Regions from separate parts of the Homo sapiens genome. Here region 2 is linked to region 1. Evidence: chromatin loops called from intact Hi-C (ENCODE). Cell type or tissue: PC-9. All regions are shown on one strand. Links, peaks and the distances in the headings refer to the core of each region. The heading gives the core; the rest is flanking DNA.

The links. Hi-C counts contacts between places; a loop is a spot of excess contacts. Peaks named below come from ENCODE experiments on the same cell type or tissue, not always from the same donor. Only the 100,000 strongest peaks of a DNase experiment are listed, where the experiment ranks them.
Region 2: a loop joins it to region 1, with 12 times the contacts of the local background. A loop is called at or near these places in 1 of 110 quality-filtered maps.

The regions. Positions count from the first base shown.
Region 1 is chr3:59,322,032-59,333,047 of GRCh38, reverse strand. The region is part of intron 4 of CFAP20DC-DT (CFAP20DC divergent transcript); the gene reads right to left. Among named protein-coding and RNA genes, the nearest start is that of CFAP20DC-DT, 240 kb to the right of the region's middle. In PC-9, for the core only: no CTCF peak of the experiment used is centred there; a DNase peak (open chromatin) is centred at 5,587; H3K27ac peaks cover 358 bases.
Region 2 is chr3:59,476,922-59,487,937 of GRCh38, reverse strand. All of the region lies in intron 5 of CFAP20DC-DT (CFAP20DC divergent transcript), which reads right to left. Among named protein-coding and RNA genes, the nearest start is that of CFAP20DC-DT, 400 kb to the right of the region's middle. In PC-9, for the core only: no CTCF peak of the experiment used is centred there; no DNase peak of the experiment used is centred there; H3K27ac peaks cover 1,272 bases.

The sequences.
Region 1 (11,016 bases), core at 3,059-8,058:
CTAATTTTTGTATTTTTAGTAGAGACAGTGTTTCGCCATATTGGCCAGGCTGACGTCGAACTCCTGGTCTCAAGTGAGCCACCACACCCAGCCCATTCTTTTGAAATTCACAATCTAGCAGAACAGAGAGAACAGCCAACCAAAATAACATGAGTCAGGAAATCCCAGCGGCCATGGGAACACAAAGCAGGGCAACCTAGCCTCCTCTTGCATAGGGTGGGTGGGGAGTCCACAGCAAGGTCTTGCTCCCCAAGTCCCAGCTAGCCCTGCCCAAAGTACAAGCCTCTGATTACCATGGGGACCAGTTAAACAAGTGGTATATGTGCTAATATACCACATTTCGTGTGCAGTCAGCAGCACCCTTTTTGATATGAAGCATAGGTATTAACATGGTCATGTCTGAAGAGTAACAGTTATGTCTCAAGTATGGGAAAATGCATTTTCTACTTTACAACTCAACTCTGAGTCTTTCTCATAGGAATGCTCATATGTCACCTAGACCTTATGAATTCCAATGCATATTTTTAAAAATATTTAGACTTTTAATCCAGTATTTTCATAAATAATGTGAGATAGAGACCTTTTTTCCCCCAAGTAGATAGCCAGCATCCCAGCGCCATTTGCTGAATAATCAGACCATCTCTTCCCCATTCACTTTTAAGTGCCAACTTTCTCATACAAAAAATTTTCATTTTTGAGTTTATTTCAGGCTCTCTGTCTTGTTCTATCTGTCAATGCCACACTTTTCTGACTGCTACTACTCTAAAACGTGTTTTGATACCTAATAGGGCATGTTCTGTCTTTGTTTTTAAATTTTTTCTTGAATGTTCTGTGACACGTATAATATTAAATATCTTTACAGAGAAGCCAAGTATGAAAGTATATTATTTTACGTATTTATCAATATAAAACTCTAATCTATGAATTATGCATTGCTTTTAATTATCTACTATTTCCACCACTATTTGGGGCTTTTTCATTTCACATTTTATTTGTGTGTGTGTGTGTGTGTGTGTGTGTGTGTGTGTGTGTGTGTATAAAATAAAAATGGGGTAGTAAAAATCCTATGGGTTTAGTAATCAAAAGGACTAGACTTGAGACCAGGCTCTGGCATTTGCCACCTATATGACCTGGGGGTATCATTTTCTCTTTCTGAGCCTCAGTTTCTTCATTTATAAAATGGAGATAACAACCTATCTCATAAGGTATTGCGAGGGTACTATAAGAGAAGACATCTAAATAGTTTCACAAAGTTTCTGGCACATGTCACAGAGATATTGGAAGCTATGGATGTAAAAAAATAGGCTTTAATTTTTTATTTGATAAAAATTGTTTGATAAAAAATGTTCAGTATCATTATTGCAGAAAGTGGCATGGGTATTTACAACTGAACAAAACCTTGTCCTGGTACTAGGAATCTATATATCCTTTGGTTTTCAGGCAATGGAAGTGTTGATGACTTCATCTTATTCTGTGGCTTCTACTTTTAAGATGTTTGCATAGTAGACCACATGTCCAAATATTTGGCTTTTAGCCATAAAGGAAGCCCCCAAATTTCAAATAGTGCATATGTCAGAGTCAGATGGGCTGTGGTTCTCTCTGGGGTATCATGTGATACCCCATTTAATGCAACATATGAACAAAGGGGTCTGGGAGCCTGCATCCCCCGAAAATTATTTTATTAAATGATTATCAGGAAATCCATCACTTTAGTCTGTAAATAACTGACATGTACAGTAATGTGGCTGTCACATTGTATTTGCTACTACTCAACTGGAAGAAAAGGAAAATGCAAAAGTGTAAAAACAAGTCCATAAATATCTCCAAAGAGACTACTGCAAATTTAATTAACTGAGCAATTGAGTCTGACTTCTTTAAATTTAGATCTGAAATATGAGGTATTCTTCCAGAGCATTATATTCTTGTTAGATGGGTCAGGGGAGGGGAGTGAGGGAGAAAAAACAAAACAAAATCTCCAATAAATTTTAGCTCAGTAATGTTTTGTTATTAAGAAGAGACTAAAAGGAAGAATCATTTGTCCCTTATAATCAGCAGTACATACTAGAAAAATTGCACCCCAATGGGTCTATTTTTCCACAAGAAATAGGACACTATTCTCAGTAAATAATTCTACTACATTTTAGAAACATGATCCTACTAAATGTAAAGCAACTCAATCTGACTTCTCTAAGACAGACTAAGACATGGCCCCACCCTCCAAGGCCCAAAGTCTAGAGAAAGATCTAGATGTGTTTGTGAATCGCTAGGTAGAGTGAATCCCCATGGTAGAGGCACAGGTTCAATGAAGAGAACAGGACCAAGAGAGGATCTTTAATCATCAGGCCACAATATAGAAGTGGTCAGGGACACTGAGTTGAAGAGGTTCTCATACAAGATGCACCCTCTGCAGCATCTTACTCCACACAGAAGCATGTCATGTCAAGCCACCAATGCCACAATGGGCTCAGCTAGACCTGGGTCCCACCAACAGACAGCAGGCGAGGCAGGCCTGTCTTCTCTCCTGCAGGCAGCAAGTTGGCTGTGTGAACTAGGAGTCAGCTTTGCAGGCCCAAGTCTTCTCTCCCTCCCCTTTCTTCCTTTTTCCTCCTCCCCTTCCTTTCCATCTAGCCTACTTTTCTTGCCTTTCTCCTTCTCCTTTCTCCTCTTTCCCTTTCTTCTTCCCTCCCTCCATTCCTTCTACCTCCTTTTCTTCCATCTTCCTTTTTTCCTCTTCCCCCCTTCTGCCTCCCTTCTTATTTCTTCTGGCTCTGATCCCCACACACCCATTCACTGTCTCTCCTCTCTCTCTCGCCAACACACCCAACAAACACACCATACAACATTTATATTTGGGGTGGTTTAGGAGTTCCACATTTGACTTCTGCCTACATGTCTTCTCAATACAGCTTCCACCACAGTCTTAGACTGGGGTGGGAAGGGTTTCAAGGAACTAACACAGAATGCTACAACAGATGCAATATTTGCTTCCCAGGTGGCTGGCAAATGGTGTTTGCTCCACTGGGGGTACAAGGGAGCACCAAACCCCTCACTGAAGAATTTCACATGAGCTGATCCAACCGGAAACCATGTTATAGATGAGCTAAGATTTGAGCTGGGCTTTGAATACAGCATAAACAATTTTGTATCTGGAGAAATGAGCACCTGATGTGAACGTGGGAAAGGCCCATATTGTCACCGCATCTCTGCCCTCCTGAAGCAGCCAGACGTTAAAATCAGAGACATCTTCAAATACGCTCTATACTACTTGAAGCCACCCAATAAGTTCTTCATCCTTGAGCCCTGTATATATTTCAGGCTGGAGGACTCAGAAGCAGTGCCAAGAACGTATTTATTCCTAGAGAACTTGGGCCAATATTGTCATAGTAATCGTGGAAATTATGACAAAATTTGGATATTTCACAATCAAGTACGTATCACCTGGGTCCAAGAGGCCTCTGCACCCTTCCAAATGGGATAATTTGAACACCTCCTTTAAGCATCTCAGTGATGTCTGTGTCAGTCTCATGCCTCTAGGAATTTCTTTGCGGCTTGTGATCACAATTTGGAACAGTGGCAAGGGATGGCACCATCAACTTGTTGATAGTACTCAGCAACTGAGAGTGTGTGAAGAGGAAGAGGGCAAGCACTTGCAGAGCTCTCACTGTGTGCAGACACTAGATATTTTCAGTGTCAACCTTAGAAAAACTCTACAGTTAGGCACAGTTAGTATTCTCCCTTTATGGGCCAGGAAACAAAAGGACAGACTACTTTGCTCCTTCTATCACTCAACCAATGAGTGTAAAGTAAAACAGCAGGTCTGTGAGATCTTTGGTTCTTTCACTGCTATATTCCAAGCATCTGCATGGTGCCTGGCATATAGTAAATGCTCAGTAAATACTCTGTGGATGGATGAGGTGGTAGGACTATGATAAGAACCCAGAAGTCTGGCCCCAGAGTCTGTGGCCTGGGCACACAATGTAATTTCTCTCTTCTCCTCTGTGTTTCCCCATCTTCTTCCTAGGTGGGTGCTTCTCAAGCTTTAGCCTGCATCAGAATCACCTGGTGGACTTGTTAAAGCACAGATTGCCAAGTCTACCCCAGAGTTCTGATAAGTAAGTAGGACTGGAGTGGAGCCTGAAACTTTACATCTCAAACACGCTCTCTGGTGATGCAGATGCTGCTGGTCCGGGGACCACACTTTGAGAACTTCTGCCCTGGGCCATAAACCCCATGTTTTTGTACCAGCCACCTTTCCCTTTTTCCACCACAGAATGCCCATCCTGTTCATAAAGATGAGAGTATGAAAGAATAACTGAAAATTGACCCATTTGCATTTCAGCAGAAGCAAACTCCAGTAGAAGCAGCGGTTGCTACAGATGTTGCTGGAGTTATAGAAAAGGCCATCATGTACAATTAGCAAACCAGGAATCAAGTCCTAGCACCTTTTTGCTTGAGCAGCATGGCCCTGAGCAAGTCAGTTGACCTTTCTGCTCCTCATTCTGTCAAATGGGCATGTGGATAACCCCTGCCTTGTCTACCTCCCAGGGCTGTTCTGAAAATTAAGGGATAAAATAGGGAAAACATTCTGTCCATGCTAACGGACTGGAGATCCGGTGCGTGTTATTATGCAGTTGGCTCATGAAGTCGTAATGTTGGTCTTGAAACTAGAATTAACTCTGGTGGGTGATGGGTGAGTTCAGAAGGAAGCATGAGCTCTCTTTATATACTGTAGAGCTGAAACAAAACGAAACAGCGAGATGTTTCCAAGTAGAACATGAAAATTAAAGCTGTATACTTCCAGATGAAATATACTTCATTATCACAGGCCAAACATAAAATAAATAGGGCAGAAATACAGCTATCTGTTCCCATAAAGAACAGGGAGGAAATTTGGGGAACAATTCCTGGGTAACTTTAAATGCCTCTTCTATCTTTTTACTGCAGAGCCATGAAGGACAGAAAATTATGACAAACTAATTATTATGATGGATGAGGAGCCAGTCCCTTCTGTTAGCTACACTGCTGGAGCAAAGAGCAGCTCCACAGCTCGCATACTTCAGTAGGCAAGATGCTCTCAATGATAATGGGCAATACAGATTAACAACATTAGGTTAAAACAGGATAATTACTCTTTTTCATTTTCTAGTTCTTTCCACGAACCTGGTCCTGCCTTACATTTTTCTGTTTCTTGCTTCCAAGCCGCTGTGTGTATCAGGCAGGCGCCTCTCTTGCTAATTAAAGGTGATGTTGTGCTTGCTTTTCCTGTGGTTTCCAACAGTGCGGGTCCAGGGACCAGGGACTGATAAAACCACTGCAAGGGAACCACCCTTTCCAGAAGCAGGATGAGGTCACAGGAGGACCAGGGATACAGAGCAAGCAAGCTCTGCAAAATGAATTCTGCTTTTCTTTCTTTTTTTAATGCATTCAGCAATCTGGTATGAGGGTGATGAGTGTAGAATCAAGAGGTGGGCCTTTTTTTTTTTTTTAACTTCTTCAGGAAGTAAATTCCAAACAGCCTTACATAATTAAGCAGCCATCCAGCTATGCAAAGGAATGAACTCGTTCACGCATGCATGCATTCATTCATGTATTAGTCAGTTAGTCATCACCAGTATCTGCTAAGTATCTACCCTAGGCCAGGCACTAAGCTGGACCCTGGGAATACAATGGTGAACAATACAAGTATAAGCCCTGCTATTCTACAAGGGAAGATCAAACAAAAATGGAATGTCAGATATGCAGAATAATTTCAACTTGTGATGAGGTGTTGTGAAGGAAAAAAACAAAGGACTGAGATGGTGATTGACAGTGGGGTCTACTTTAGCTAGAACACTCACAGAAGACACCTCTGAGAAACTGGGGAATTAGCTGAGACTTGCAGGAGAAAAACAAACTGAGCATTCAAAGGAGGGGAGACGAAAAAGCTAGGCAAGAAAGCAGCATCTGCAAAACAGAGAAACATGGGACACGCTTGGAAACCTGAAGGTCAATGTGGTTTGGGCCGAGTGAGGTAGGGAGGGGCAAGATGCAGCTGCAGAGATGCACCAGAACCATTTCAGGCAGGACCTCATGGGCTACTACAGGTGCAGGTGTGGGGTCTGGGTCTTATTCTAAGTAAAAAGCAACATATGGAAGAGTTTTCAGCAGGAGTATGATGTAATCTGTTTTCTCGGACATTTAGAGAATGAATGATCAAAGAGCATGCAGTGGAGGTGGGAAACCACTAGGGGCCAGTAGGCCAAATGATGGCGGTGGTGGTCATGAAGCTGGACGGAGGTAGGAAGATTGAAGGTCGAATTCAGAGATAGGACTGAGGGTACTTGCTGATGGATGGGATAGGGATGGGAGTCACAAAGAGAATCATGGATGATTGGGAGGCTGCTGGCTCAAGTGAATTGGTGATGGCAGCACCTTTTACGGCTATTGGCTAGGAACAGATTCCAGGGGAAGAAAATTAAATTCCAGGATAGAAATTTCTCACCGCCTTTGGAATTGCAGAAATTACTCAATGTTATAGCCTCATAGACCTGAGGCCACTCTCACACCCTATGAAATTGCATCCTGAAAAGCTACCTGGAAATGCAGTTTGTTGGCTGGTCCTAGGAAAGCCTACCATTCTGACTCATGAAGTCCCTCCACCAACAACTCAGCCATATTTCACAAGCATGTTACCCACATTGGTTTCAGGCCAGCAGCCTGACAACAACATGGAAAACACATAGCAAAATGCTGGGCCATATTTCCACCATAGAAACTGTATTAATGACAATTTCTAATATTTGTATCTCAATTTATAATTTACAATGCATTTAAGATCACACTTCTAAAACTTTACCTGGGCATCTTGTTAAATTACCTGGGCATTTTGTTAAATGGTGATTCTGCTTCAGTGGGTGATATGGTTTGGATCTGTGTCCTCACTCAAATCTCATGTCGAATTATAATCCCTAATGTTGGAGGAGAGGCCTGCTGTGAGGTAATTGGATCATGGGGGCGGACGTCCCCCTTGCCGTTCTAGTGATAGTAAGTAAATTCTCATAAGATCTGGTGTTTAAAAGTATGTAGTAAAGTATGTAGTACTTCTCCTTCTCCTCTCTCTCTCTTCCTCCTGCTCCTGCCATGTAAAAAAAGCCTGCTTCCCCTTTGCCTTCCACCATGGTTGTAAGTTTCCTGAGGCCTTCCCAACCATACTGCATGTACAGTCTGTGGAACCATAAGCCAATTAAACTTCTTTTCTTTATAAATTACCCAGGCTCAGGTTTTTTTTGTTTTTGTTTTTTATTGTTTGCTTGTTTGTTTGTTTTGAGACAGAGTCTCATTCTGTCACCCAGGCTGAAGTGCAGTGGCATGACATGAGCTCACTGCAACCTCCACCTCCCAGGTTCAAGCGATTCTCCTGCCTCAGGCTCCCAAGTAGCTGGGACCACAGGCATGTGCCACCACACCTGGCTAATTTTTGTATCTTTAGTAGAGACAGGGTTTCCCCATGTTGGCCAGGCTGGTCTCAAACTCCTGACCTCAAGTGATCCACCCACATCAGCCTTCAGGTATTTCTTTATAGCAGTGTTAGAATAATATAGTGGGTCCAGGGCGAGGACTAAGATTCTGCATTCCTAACAAGCCCCTGAGTGATGCCATTGATGATGCTTTGACTAGCAGGATTATAATATACATTTTCTCACTTGATCCTACAACAACCCTCAGGCAAGTGTAATCTCCATTTTACAAATGGAAAAACTAAGGCTTAGAGAGTTTTAAATTATACTTTGTCTAAACAAGGATCGACTAGTCCATAGGAGGTAGATCTAGATAAGAAATGTAGTTCACCAGTACCAGTTAGAAATAATTACAATCACAAAACTTGTGAAGCTGTATAGGTTTTAAGATTTATTTAATTAAATTGTCATTTGGCAAACAGGTAGAAGAAAGACACATTTAAGCCAGAAGTAATCAATGTATTTGCATGAGGATCAATACAGAAAAAAAAATTTGAGAATCACCGTACTTAACAGATATCTTTGTGTGTGTAATTTTATTCATTTTTAAATTGAGGTATAATTTACATACATTAAAGTGCACAGATCTAAAGTGTTCAGTTTTATTCATTTTTAATTGAGGTATAATTTACATACATTAAAATACACAGATATAAATTGTAACTCTCACCCGAAACAAGATACAGAACATGTCCATCATCCCAGAAAGTTCCATCCCATTCCTTTTCAGTTGATTCCTTGATTTCCATCAGATAAATGTATTCTTGAACTTCATATAATTGAAACTATGTTTCAATTGTGCCAGCTTCTTTTACTCAACATAATATTTAGAGGTTCATAACCATTATGTTTTATCAAGAAATATCCTATCGCTCACTGTACAATATCTGCAATTGTTCTTCACCATGATTTTTATGATTCCCAAACAATGTTTCCCACTGGGGTCTAAAGTTACAAAAATTACACATCTAGCAACCACTGAGCATTTGAATATAATAAAGTCTGGCTAAACTTTGCTGCCAAAACACTTTTGAAGCAAGTAGATTTTGTCTTTTGCTGACTGACCCTACAAGTTACCTAATTGCAAATTACGGATTTTCTCACAGAGCATTTTAACATTAAACATTCTACAACACGAAATTTTCTCAAGCAAGACTGAACAGCTATAGTGGAAACATCTTTAAGACAAAGAAATATTATTCATTCTACTTGCATTGAAACGTGATTTTTCTCAGCCTACTTTTTTATTCTTGGCAGCTGCCCTAGCAAAGGTCTAAATTTTATTGAGAAACACACACACACACACACACACACACACACACACACACACAGCCTCAAAGATCTCAGCCTCCTGACAGCAAACCCAAAAAACAGATGCTTCTCTGTCAGCCATACCTGGCCAGAGGATAATGAGGCACAGACCAGACCACAAGGTACTCAGTAGTATGGTCCATGCAGTTTGGCCCTCTCAGCACCCTAGTTTTTGCATCTCTGAGATGTAGGAGTTCCAGAAACTAGAATGCAGGCCATGCCTTGAAGGCTGCAACTTACACCTTTATGCCCCAGTCAACTCCTGGAACATCTTTCCTGCAAGAGTCGTGTGCTCCATTACACACACACACATGCGTGCAAACACACACACACATGCATGCAAACACACACACACACGCACACACACACACACCATGAGTGCTTAGTATCTGTAGAGAGTCAGCAGAGCCACCTGCATTTGACTCCTGCCATTTATCTGAAACAATCCTTGACTTCTGTCTTGCTGACTGCCAGCATCCATGTCAAGACCCATCACTTTGTTGACAGGGTTTAGTAGGAATTTTTGTTTTGGTAGGAGTTTTTGTTTTCACTTCAGTTTTTATTTTTTTGTCTCTGAAAGTAGATGGTGAAATCATATTTCTCTGTTAATCACATAAGCTGTTGGGGATAAACTGCTGTAGAAGCTAGTTCTGTCCTTTTGAAGAATTTTAGGAAGTAGCACATTTTAAATTGTCAATTTGTAACGGGAAGGCTTGCCCTAAAAAGGCCCATAATGGCATGTCCCAGAGGAGAGATGGTATGTCTTTGTATTCCTAACATCTAGTCTAAGGCTGGCCATACAGCAAGAACCAGTAAATATTTGTTAAATGAATGACATTTTGTAAACCTAAAATAAAGATAGCACTGATGTTTAATAGAAATGATAAAACAGTTTCACTGACAAAGTACAATTATATAAAAAGCAAAACGACAACAAAAAATACTTTGGGAAAAAAGTATATTACAAAAATTTCTTTTAGGTGATCCTAATGCTTTAGAAGATAAAAATGCTATAACTTTCATACTTTTTACTAGTTTCAAATTTAAGCATTCATAGCTTACAATTTTACTTTAGGTAATTACTGAGTGACCATCACACACCAATAGATATATTCAGTAGCATTTAATCCCATAGGCATTCACTAATATATTAGAATTATACTTAGGTATTAGATTTTTAATCAAGAAATGATCACTCTTCTCATGAATACTGATTTTGACTGCACAAATTGTCAAATATGTGAAGAAATACTATTTTAATTTGGTAAATCATATTTCCTATTAAAAAACTGTTATTTCTATCTGCCATATTTTTACAAACTTTGCTTGATTTGGTCCTGGGTTTTCTTAAAGTGTCATTGCACCAACAGAGGCCAAGAAGTAGCAGAGAATGGAGAAGAGGAGAAACAAAGCACGATGCCACCATTGTGTTTCGCCAACACAGCAAGCAAGCCCTCACCTGCTTCCAGGCCCTTGCGTTTGCTTCTCTCCGTCTCTGGAATGGCCTGTCCCAGCTCTACATGGCAACAGCTCATTCCCATCCTTCAGGCTTTGGCTCTAATGTCTTCTTTACAGAAGCCTTCCCTGACTTCCCAAGGCACAGTGGCTCCCATAGAGACCCTCCATCCATCACTTTCACAGCTGTGTAGTTGTCTTATCTGTAATCTGTTGACCTTTCCTTCACTAAAATGGAAGTTCCATGAGGTCAGGGCCATTTTTATTTTGTTCACTACTGCATTCTCAACTCCCTGTTCAGTGTCAGACACCCGATCAATATTTGAAGAAGGAATGAATAAACATGTGAGCCACCGCTTCTATATCCAGAATGCTTTAACTACACACAACTTGAAGAATCAGCCTAAGGCGATTTTTAAACCCAGCTTCCCAAGGCTTAATGAATGCAGAAGGCAATTAGTTGCAATCTTTCAGGTTCATTGGCTATTTCTTTGCAATTCCTGTGGTGACAGGATAATGATACAGTAGAGAGCTGCTCAAATGACCCAGGTTTGGCCGGCAAGATGAGAAACATGAGTGTGAGTCAAAGGGCTACTTCTCTGCCACTGCTGGGAGAGTTCATGTAAGGTATTGTGCCACAATTCATAGCAACTGCTGAGAGTCTGCCATCTCCATGGACATCTCAGAAGTTGGCAAACAAGGAGAAGTGCTGACAAGGTTAAAATGACGTGGTCTTGATATCACTGTCTTTTCC
Region 2 (11,016 bases), core at 3,129-8,128, 150 kb before region 1:
CAAGAGATAAGGTTGCCGTTTTACAATTGAGCATCTGTGGTCCAATTCCTGATCTTAGAGGCTGGTTAAGGCAGAGAAGTCACCAAGAGGAAATGGGAGCCAGAGTGGCCAGGAGTCAGAGGGTCCTGCAAAATTACTGCTGGGGCGAGATTAGGACTGGTCAAACTGGAGTCATTGAAACTGCATCCAAGCAGGATGGGGAAGTGTGGGACCAGAGTGGCAGATTGGAGTTGAGAGCTGAGAAGACACAGGAGGCAGGAGGTAAGGAAAGATGGCACAAGGTCAGGGGACCAAAACTTTTGCCACTGACCTGAGATTCTTGGGACTGCGTCTTTTGATGCTGGTTCAAGGTACCCTGGTTAGGTTGGGCACAAGGCAGCATTATGAGTCTAGAAATATGCTGGGCTCCATGACAGCAAATTGGAGACTAAGTCTTCTGTAGTCTCAAGAAGTTCAAAATCTGGTTAAAAACATGGAGTATAAGACACAATTAAAGGACGATACAAATGCTTAGCTGTGTGTGACGTGTGTGTTTCTGTACATGCTATCGGTCCTCAAAGGAGGGTGAGCTCCTTTGATATGAAGCATTTGGGGCAGAGGAAAAAAGAACCAGAACTGAATATGGGCTCTTCAGTTGACAAATGGGCACTTCAAGTGACAAATTTGAAATGGCAAGGAATGAGCAGAGAACAGGGAAGCCAAGAAATAGGGTGACAATTAAGAACATTCCAGATGAAGTCCTCTATTATTTCCTTTTCTGGTAATTAGAGCAAAATATATTTCATAGTAACATTTTAAGTTAACAATTGACTTAATTCACTCCACCTACCACCTGGCTCAGATCAGTATCACCTCCCAATTCTGAAAAGAGGGAAATCAGGGGAGACTCTTCAGAGAGATAAGAGAGGAAATTGGTTGTTCTGAAAACAGGGCCCTTTCTTCTTTGCAACCACTTTCAAAGGGGAAAGCCGCCTGATAATGAAAAGCATTATCATTATTATTTACTTCAAATACTGGGCTCTCTCATAACAAAAGCTTCATTCTCTGTAATCTTACTGTTGTTTGGTATCACTAAGATATTGAAATTCATTTACACCTCCAGCTCTGGATACAACGTGTGCCAGCTGCTGCTCTCCCTCTGTGGCCAGTTTTATCCTATTATGCTATTTATAGGGCCTTCTCGGTGAAGGTGGCAGGAATAGTGATGCCAAAGTTTCATTCTTCCCTCCATCTGACAGCTGGCATGTTGTCCGACAACACAAAGGGAAAGAAGAAAGGTTGCATATCAAAATATTTTGAAGGCATCACTGTCAAACTTACAGACACACAACATGGATAATTACTCAAGTTTCACTGCAATGTCCAAAATGAAATCTTTCTAACCTGTGGACAGTTTATGAGTTTCAAGAAAATATTTGGTTTTTGACTCCAAATGCATACTTCTTCTTATCGCACATTCACATACTTGTGTGCACACACACAGAAAACTCGAAATAATTATTTTGCCAAACACATCAATTCTGAATATGATGGATTTTTTTTAACTTCTGAAGTGTGAAAAGAGTTGATCTAGGTAAATTTCCATCAAGTAAATCCTACTCCCAACTAATTTTGATTTAAAAAAACCCCAAATCAACCAAAAGCAACATGGAAAACTCTGGCTGGCTAAGATGCCACCTAACACAACTAATTCTCAGGAGCAGTAAGACATAATGAGCACTCAAAGTTTGACTCAACTGAATCAAAATATGTTCCTAATTAAGTAGGTCCTCTCCATCTTCCAGCCCTTGAATTTTAAGAGTTTCTCTATCCGTAAACATCTTGGAACTTCCCCGTTGGGTCTTTGTATTATTAAGACATCACACTCCACAGTAGTGTCACAATTGGGCTGCAGTTGTGAATACTCCTTAAGGTAAAGGTCTTTTGTTAAGATGAATTCTCTCCATATCTTATTATCTGTCAGAAATTCTGAGGTTGAGATGATGAGAGGGTACAACAAGTGTCAGTAACAGACACTTCGCTCATGCCCCTCAGCCTCCCAGCCACCTTGCTTTCTAGAACCTTCTTTCCCACCCCCAGCGGCCTGCCTAAGGAGTGGATGCCCAGCCAGGAATGGTTCTCACAAAGGTTGTTCCTGACCTTCAACTTGTATGCCAGGGCTCCAGGGCATGCACTGCACCAATTAGATCCTCTCTCAGGAAAGCAGCACTCATAAGCTCCTAGGTAATGATGAGAACTTTAGGTAAGAACTGGGGCACAAAGAGGGGTGGCCTGTGCCCATGTCCTGAGGGCCTAAAGACCTAAGGAGAAGTGGTTCAGAGCGAGAAGAGATTAGACATGAAGAAAGAATCAGAGAAAGCAAGAGAGACAGATGTGGTATCTTAGTTTGGGTGGCTATAACAAACTACCATAACGGGCTGGCTTAACAACAAATATTTATTTCTCACAGTTCTGGAGGTGAAGTCTGAGACTAGGATGCCAGTATGGATGGGTCCTGTGCTGTGCACAGTGAGGGCCCTGTTGTGCATTGCAGATGGCAGACTTCTTGTGTCTTCATATGGCAGAAAGAGTTCTCTGGGGTCTCTCTTATAAAGGCACTAATCCCATTCATGAAGCCTCCACCCACATGACTTAATTATCACCCAAAGGCTCCACTTCCTAATACCTTGGGGTTAGGATTTCAACATACATATTTTGGGGTGACAAATATTCAGTCCATAATAGATGAGGGTCAGGCCAGTCCCTGGAGCTGCTTTGGTGTTGGACCTTGCACAAATCTGCTTGTGTAATATTTCCTGTATTCCTGGGCCATTTCTCTATCCTTCCAAAAGAAAGATGGCCTTTAAACTCCAGCGACTCGAGCAGGTCTCTGTTCCTGGCAACCAAAAGAGCCCTTAAATGTAAGGTGGCAGATAGACTACTAGAATCCAAACCACTTGGTGGTGGTTAAACATACCGAATGCTGGTTTCCATGCCAGACTTCCTGAATCAGAAGATGGGAGGGATGGAGACCAGGAATCTATGTTTAAGAAGCATCACATGCCCCACTAGAATCTGAGAGCTACATTCCTTACAGAAACATCTTCCAAGGCATTTCATTACATACCTACGAAAGTTGCTGAAAATACGAAGTACAAAAAATCAACCAAATCCCTACTGAGTTTTCAGAACATGTCATGTTCACATTATCTTTAAATCATTAAAAAACTACTGTAATCATTAGGTTAAGTTAATGCACAAGTGGCAAATGCCTATGCTAATCATCCCTTATTATTGCAATGAGTTCTAACTGTTCTCCTTAAGTGAGGATGTGCCTATTAAAATGAGTATCATATGCACCAGACACCATGTGTCACATACAGCTTGATTTTCCCTTCTGTCCATGCAGTGTTATGTGTCATAGAAAAGCTGCTGTGTGATAAGTATGATGGTTTTAATGCCAATTAAGTGAGAAAGATGATAAAATCTATCTCCAGAATCACAGAGCTTCATCTTTCAACAAATATTTGCCAAGTACTAACTCTGTGCCTGCGACTCCAGAACTGGAGTTCTCCTGGGCACAAGGAATACAGAAAACTAGGGTGCTAGGTCTTCACCTATAATTAATATTGCCAGGAAGAGTTATGGGCACCCAAACACGCATATGTACAATGGAGACATGGAGCAGGGTCACTGCTACACTAGGGGAGGGACAGGGAGGGTGATCTTCAAGACTGCACTCAGACACAGTCTAGTGTAGCGCTGCTAACAACGGGGTAAGTTAGTTAAGTCTGGAAGTGAGAATGAGAAAGCATGTTGGCTTACAGGTATACTGTGTCCTCTAATCTTACTTTTCTTGCTAATAGAATAGACATAATATACTCCCATTGCCATTTCTTCTGTTTGAGTCCAGCATATAGCATCCTCTTGAGTTTTGACTAACCTCTTATTTCTCAGGTTGGTCAAAACTCAAGAAGATCTTATATGTTGGATTCAAAGACCCCCACAGAAAAAAAGAAGTTGGTTAATAAAACAAAAAATTTCCTAGAACTTCTGTACACTTAGTTAATTTCAATAAATATTTCAGTGCCTACTAAACTGTGCTAGTCACCAAAAATGTATACACCTTACCATGTAGAGTTTAGAGAAACACAGAAATAGACGATAAAGGTATAATGAAGTACGGCAGCAGTGTCTCAGGTAAAATACAACAATAGCAAGGAATCACTGAAAGAGGAACAATTAATTATGACTTACAGATAGAGGCAGATCTCTGAGGACAAAATATTTGATCTTGGCCTCTACATGAATTAGGATTTGAACTCTTAAGGCTTAAGTTGGGTGAGAGAAAAAATATAACAATTCTATAGTAAACAATTCTAACAAGTAGTATATACTGTATGAGTAAGCTTTTACTATGTAACAAAACCACTGGAAAACATAGTGTCAGAATAGCATTTATTATTTCCCATGATTCCGTGACTCAGTTCAATAGTTTTGAGCAGGGTCCTCCATTGCCAGGTCACCAGCCCGAAGATGCTCTGCTGACACTGGTTGCTGAGTTAGAAAAGGGTTCCAGGATGATGAAGTGACACTGAACATCTGCTTATTCTGAATCCTCTGTGGCTGAGGTTGCATTTTGGTCAGAATGTTAGCAAACTGAGCCTTGTCACAAACTTTATCAGACCCTGAAAGTCAATATCTGGAGTCCTCTCCCCACCCAGAAGGTGAACTGATATTGAATTGAATCTTCCTCGTGCTGTTCCAAAATAAGCCCTCAAAAAACAATGAGCAAATGGAAAATAGAGTATCTTTTATTGATTGTGATGTTTCCACTTAACTCGATTCCGGCAGGGGAGTTTCTAAGGTGGCACATGCGTAGGGAGCAAGGGCATTGCCACGGTCAATAATTCCGAGGAAATGAACAGCCTCGCCTGCCTAATGGATCTCTCCAATTTCCTCTATTGGGATCCAACTTGGGATTAGTCACTCGACAGATTTTTCAACAGTTCCTCTAGACTATGCTTTCTTTCAAAGCAATTTGGTAAGTGTCAGCTGAGCATCTGGGCTAACTTTCATGACTAAGGCCTTTTTATTAAAGACACCTTCCATGTGGTACTGATATGTTCTCATGCCTTCCTTTTTGAACCAGTGGTAGCCTTTGATTTTCTGTATGACTTTATTTTTCTCAGTATATGACTAGCAAAATACACACTCCTGCATACCACACACACACACACACTTTATAGGGGAAAAAAAGTGTCCATGAGGCATTCTTATCACTTTCTACTCCCTCCCTAGTGTCAACATCATTTTACATAAGTTTTTCATTTCAGTATCATTTTTGATTTATAGAAACATTGCAAAGGTGGTACATAAAATTCCTATATATCCCTCACCCAGTTGAGTTTCCTCTAATGTTACCACATTACTGTTACATTTGTCAAAAGCAGGAAATCAATATTTAGTAAACTCTGGACATGATTCGGATTTTACTCGTTTTTTCACTGATGTCCTCTTTCTGTCCCAAGACTCAATCCAGGGAACTTCACTGCATTTGGTCCTCACGTTTCCTTGGTTTTCTCTGGTCTGTGAGAATTTCTGTTTTTGTTTGGAATGACCTTGACAAGTTTGAGGAGTACCAGTTAGGTATTTTGTAGATCATCCCACAATTCAGGTTTGTCTGCTGGTTTTCTTGTGATTAGCTTGGGGTTATGAGTTTTGCCAAGAATGCCACAAACATGAATGCCTTTCTTGTTATATCATACTAAGTGGTATGTGCTATCAATAAAACTTCTCACCAGCAATGCTAAGCTTCATCACCTGGCCAAGGTAGAATTTGCGAGGTTTCTCCTCTGTAAACCTTTGTTTGTTTTTAAAGCAGCGAAGGCTCAAAATGCACTGTCATATTTAGGCAGTATTTCTAAATATTATGTTGCTCAAGTAGTAAAATGTAAAGTGCCACTACTAGGTTAGTCTCCTTAATCATAGAGGCTGAGAGAAGTTGAGTGGGAAGTTAGAAAGTATTTGGGGGACAAATGAGGAAAAAGGAGAAGGATATAAGTTGGTTTCAAATTTAGCTTTAATTTCCAAATTCTGTAGTAAAAAGATTCTTTCAAATAAGATACTCATTTATGTTGGCCAACTGGTTAGTTTCAGCCTTGTAGAATTTAGCCTGAGACCCCTTCGTTAGTTATAAACAAGTCAAGCTGATACCCACTTCTAAACTTTTTAGATATTTTACATTGAAATTAGCAATTGCCAATTTAAAGTCTACTTTGCCTTTCAGAAGAACTGAGAATATAGGTCTGTGTAACTAATTCAACTGTATCTTGGAGGGAAAAAGGCAAACAAAAAGAGCAGTTCAATTTATTGAACAACATATGAATTAGCGCCTAGTATATAATGTTCCTTATATATTCTTCATGGTAACAAAATCTGTATGGTAGTAGAGAGCCCTGCTTCTCAAAGTATGAACCCTAATCAGCTGCATTGATGTCACCTGGGAGAAATGCAGTCTCAGGTCTCACCCTGGAGCTCTGGAATGAGAACCTTTATTTTAACTGGATCCCCAGGTGCCTCCTGTACTTTCCAGTTTGAAGCACCCTGCCCTAGAGACCATTACCGATGAAACCTCTATTTGAAAGACAAACATCGTGCTCATGAAAAATATATGTGTATAGACTTTAGTCCCTCAGTCCTCAAGCCAATGATAATGTATACGTTTTAGAAACACAGTTTGCTAAAAAAAAAAAATTGATATTAATCTGTCAATTTTGCTTTCAAAAGCAAAATTGTTCTTTTGAACAAATCTGCTAACTGGTTACATCTTAAGGTAACCTATGCACCCAGATATATCCCTTTAACACAATCTTTCTTTAAAAAAAAGATTGGAAAAATAAAGATACATTTTAAAATGCAGATATACAGAAAGTAGAGCCTCACAGTTTGAATTTCATCTCATAACTGAGAGACAGGACAGGTTTCTGGTTCCCACGGTTTGTGACAAGTTCTTTCTCCTCTGTGCCCTGCTGCTACTTGCACTCCTAGTGGGTCTTCCAGGCAACAAACTTTTGTTTTTAATCATTACATGAAGATGAGGTTTAAAACATGCTTTCAGGACACACGTACAGTGGTTAATTTGTGAATGGTTGTATGTTAGTTTTAAAAAACCACACACACACGCTAAATCACATGATGGCGATTCTTACAGATTTCCAAATGCCAAAAGGAAAATTCCATATCTCCTTTGCTCTAAGTTTGGTGAAAAAAAGAAACATGTCCAAGAAGTTATAACTGAAAGTAGACCGGGCATGAGGAAGGACTTCCTACCATTTGGGGTGAGGAAATTGCAGGGCAGTAGAATGAGTCATGGACAAAAAAACATCAAAGGCAGCCCAACTGTCAGCTGCCAGAAATGCTAACATGCACAGATGTAAAACATGACTGAAGGAAGCAAAGCAGGAAAATTCTGGAGCGAGACAGAGTGAGATTCATGTCCACCCCAGCCCCCACCAACTGTGTGACATTGGGCAAGGTACTCAACCACTCTTAAGCCTGTTTATCTGTAAAATGGGATCGTAATTGTACATAGTTTGGAGGGGTGGCATAAGGCTTTCATGACACAATGCCCATCAAATACATACTAAAAAACTTAGCTATTATCAGTATTATCACCATTATTGTCATATATAAGAATGTATATCAAGTGCTTTGCACAATGCAGGCACATATAATTACTTAGTAAATAATGGGCTATTATTATTGTGATGGTAGTACATTCCTTGATTTTTTTAGAATTTCAAATTTCAGAAAATGATAGAACAGATTGTAAAACTTGGTCAAAAACTAAAGTCCTTCCAGCCCACATGGCCTCACTATACCCAGGCCCCCTCCCCACATGAGCCTCTGAACACTGGCTTCTAATTCTCCTTCGGGCTTCCCTCTCTCGCTGAGGGGAATGTCCCCTAACATGACATGAAGGATAAGGTCAATTATGATTTGGAAGAAGAATCCAGTCCCTAGGCTGAGACACAATGTTTTTTCAAAGAGACATAACAAAGGTCACCCTAGAGACAACTTTTCTTAACAGATGATTCTCCTGGGCTAGAAAAGCCAAAATGGACCTCAACGTGAATAACCTGCCAGCATCCTGCATTTTGACAGCTACAATTCTTCCTTTTTCAATTTCAATTCTTATTGATTTTGAAGATTCTCATTCCGGAGATGTATGCCGTCATTGTACTACAGTGTTTAGCAATTTATCTGTGCCTGCTTTTATATGCTAGATTGATTCTTTCCTATCGAAGCTGCAGGTGGGAGAGCGCCCGGGTTGCTATCTGGTGCCCTCTCTGCTCACAAGTGATTAAACTGAGACATTTCACGCTCTCACCTGAGGAAAAAATGCTAAAGTAAGCCTAGTGCCAGGGGGAGGTTCACATTTGGTAATGAAGCAGTGGAAGTTGGCAATGAACTCGATGAACTCCTTCTGAGAAGAAAGGCATAAATTAGGGAGAAGTGGAATCTGAGTGGGGCAAGGGCAACACAGACATTGCTCTGAATTTCCATTCAAAATCCCCAGATTTCCCTCTGGGAAGTCAATAGAGAACTGCATTAAATGATTAAATACTTGCTTGGTTCCGGTTACGGTTGGAAATGGTGAGCATTTTTTTTAAAACATGTGAAAATAGCTAGAAAAGATTAGGAAGTGTGGAGAGTGCAAATGAAATGAACCTGGATGAGAGTACATTTCTTACCGCTAGTTTTTCCAAAAAATAAATTTGAGAGTAAATAGTGACATTTACTTAAGTTAATCTACTCATGGTGAATAACTGTAAGAAAAATGTTCCAAAATTTAGAGATTAAAGCACAACTCAAAACATTTAGGGATCAAAATGATTACTTATCTTTTCCCTTTAGCCTAATTTCAATTATTTCATCTGTAGGGACTATGATCATTGTGTTTCCTTTTTGTTGGTGAAGGTGTTTCTTTATGTCAACACACTTTTCCTCACCCTTTCTTCTGTTTCCATTGGAAGTGCTTCCCAGATTCCGTGTAACATAAAAGGACTGTCAGTCATGGGGCTTTCTCCCACCCCCCGAATTGATCCTCTTGGCCAAATACTGCATGGGACTTTACTTATGCTAAATAAAAAATTGTTTTGAGTAGATAAAGAAAACGTGGTATGTAAAAACCATGGAATACTAATCAGCCATGAAACAGAATGAAATAATGGCCTTTGCAGAAATGTGGAAGAAGTTGAAGGCTATTATTCAAAGTGAACTAACTCAAGAATGGAACACCAAACATCGTATGCTATCACTTATAAATGGAAACCAAACTATAAGGATGCAAAGGGATAAGAATAATACAATGGACTTTGGGGACTTGGGGGGAAGGTTAGCAGGGGGGTGAGGAATAAAAGACTATATATTGATACAGTATAAGCTGCTCAGTTGATGGGTGCACCAAATCTCAGAAATCGCCACTAAAGAACATATTCATGTAACCAAAAAAAACACCTGTTCCCCAAAAGCTACTGAAATAAAATAAAAATTAAAAGTTAGTAATCATGACTGACATGGATAGTCAACACTTTATCATTTCATACTCACTAGAAAGACACTTTTCAGGACCTTCATATATATATATATATGTGTGTGTGTGTGTGTATACATATATATGAGAGAGTTTTTTAAAAACTCCAATATAACTGGGTTGTCTGGGATCTACTTAAACTAAAACATTACTTGTTCATCTGAAGTTCAGATTTAACTGGGAATCCTGTATTTTATCTGTCAATCTTATGTTGCACCCACCTGTTCACTTGCCAATGCCCTTGTTTATGTCCCGTAAAATATGTGGCTGGTCTCTCATTCCATAAGGCAGCAATTATCAAGTGCCACCATCCTGTCAATCCGCGGGAGTTTGGGATAAACTACGTTATTCCCAGCTGGTTTTTTCAGTAGTATAGCCCTTACCTGGCCTTATCTTTGCTACAGCTGAGGAGTCCCCAACCCATGTGAGAGCACCACCATTGAGACTTGTTATCGTCAAGAGAAGAGACAACTACTGACTTAGGGAAGATGCAGTATATTGTTGTGTTATTGACAGATAAAGGCTAAGACAGCCTACCCTAGGATACTTCCACTGTGCTGTGGGGACAGTGCTTTCATCCCAAGAAAGGGTTGCCTCCCACAAACAAAATGGCTAAGGAAAGACAGTGGAACTGAGCAGGATGGAGTAAATGAGGCAGGTTACTCTCAGTGAGGGTTCACCTTTGCTCCTTCACTGTTCCTAGGTGACCACTTTACTCAAATGTGACCAGTCCATTTCACGTGTTCTTTGGTTTTGGTGGGAGTATGTAAGTTTGCATGGGACTACATGCCCATGCATATGTGTTCTTGGGGCAGGGAGTGTCCTAAAAATCCCAGCCTCCTCTCTACAATCCCTTAAGGGCCTGGAAATCATACTATGATATGTCAAATGTTCCTTCCCCTTCTCTCAGCTTCTTTCATTCCAAAACATTTATGATTGTAATCCATGTACTCAGTTCAAGAGGACATCCTGAGGCCACCTCCCCCCAGTCTTGAGTTTGGAGGAACTCACGCAAAGGTATGCATTTTCCTGACCTGCCGCATCAGCCACGTAGCCCCCTACAAGGACCGTGGCATTTAGATTCACTTCGTAGGAGTTTCTAATAACGTATGTGGAGTTCAGGCCTGCCAATGGGCTGAAATTTGAAAAGTTTTCCAGGTATTATTTATGCAGCGCTGAGCTACATGAAGCATAAAAGACCCATTTACAAATAAATCTGTCGGATCTTGCTGTCTGTGTCAAGTTAGGAAGGCAGAGTGGACTTTTTTCCAAGATGTATTACAGTGCATTGTAACGGGGAGGGAGAGTGGTACAAGAGAAAGGGAACAGATTTAGAAATGTAGGTCCAAACAAAAGATGTATAAGAAATATGTCTTAAGCTTGGTGAAATGAGATGGTCCTGAAATGTGGAATTATAGACCTTGAAGGAACCCCAAAAA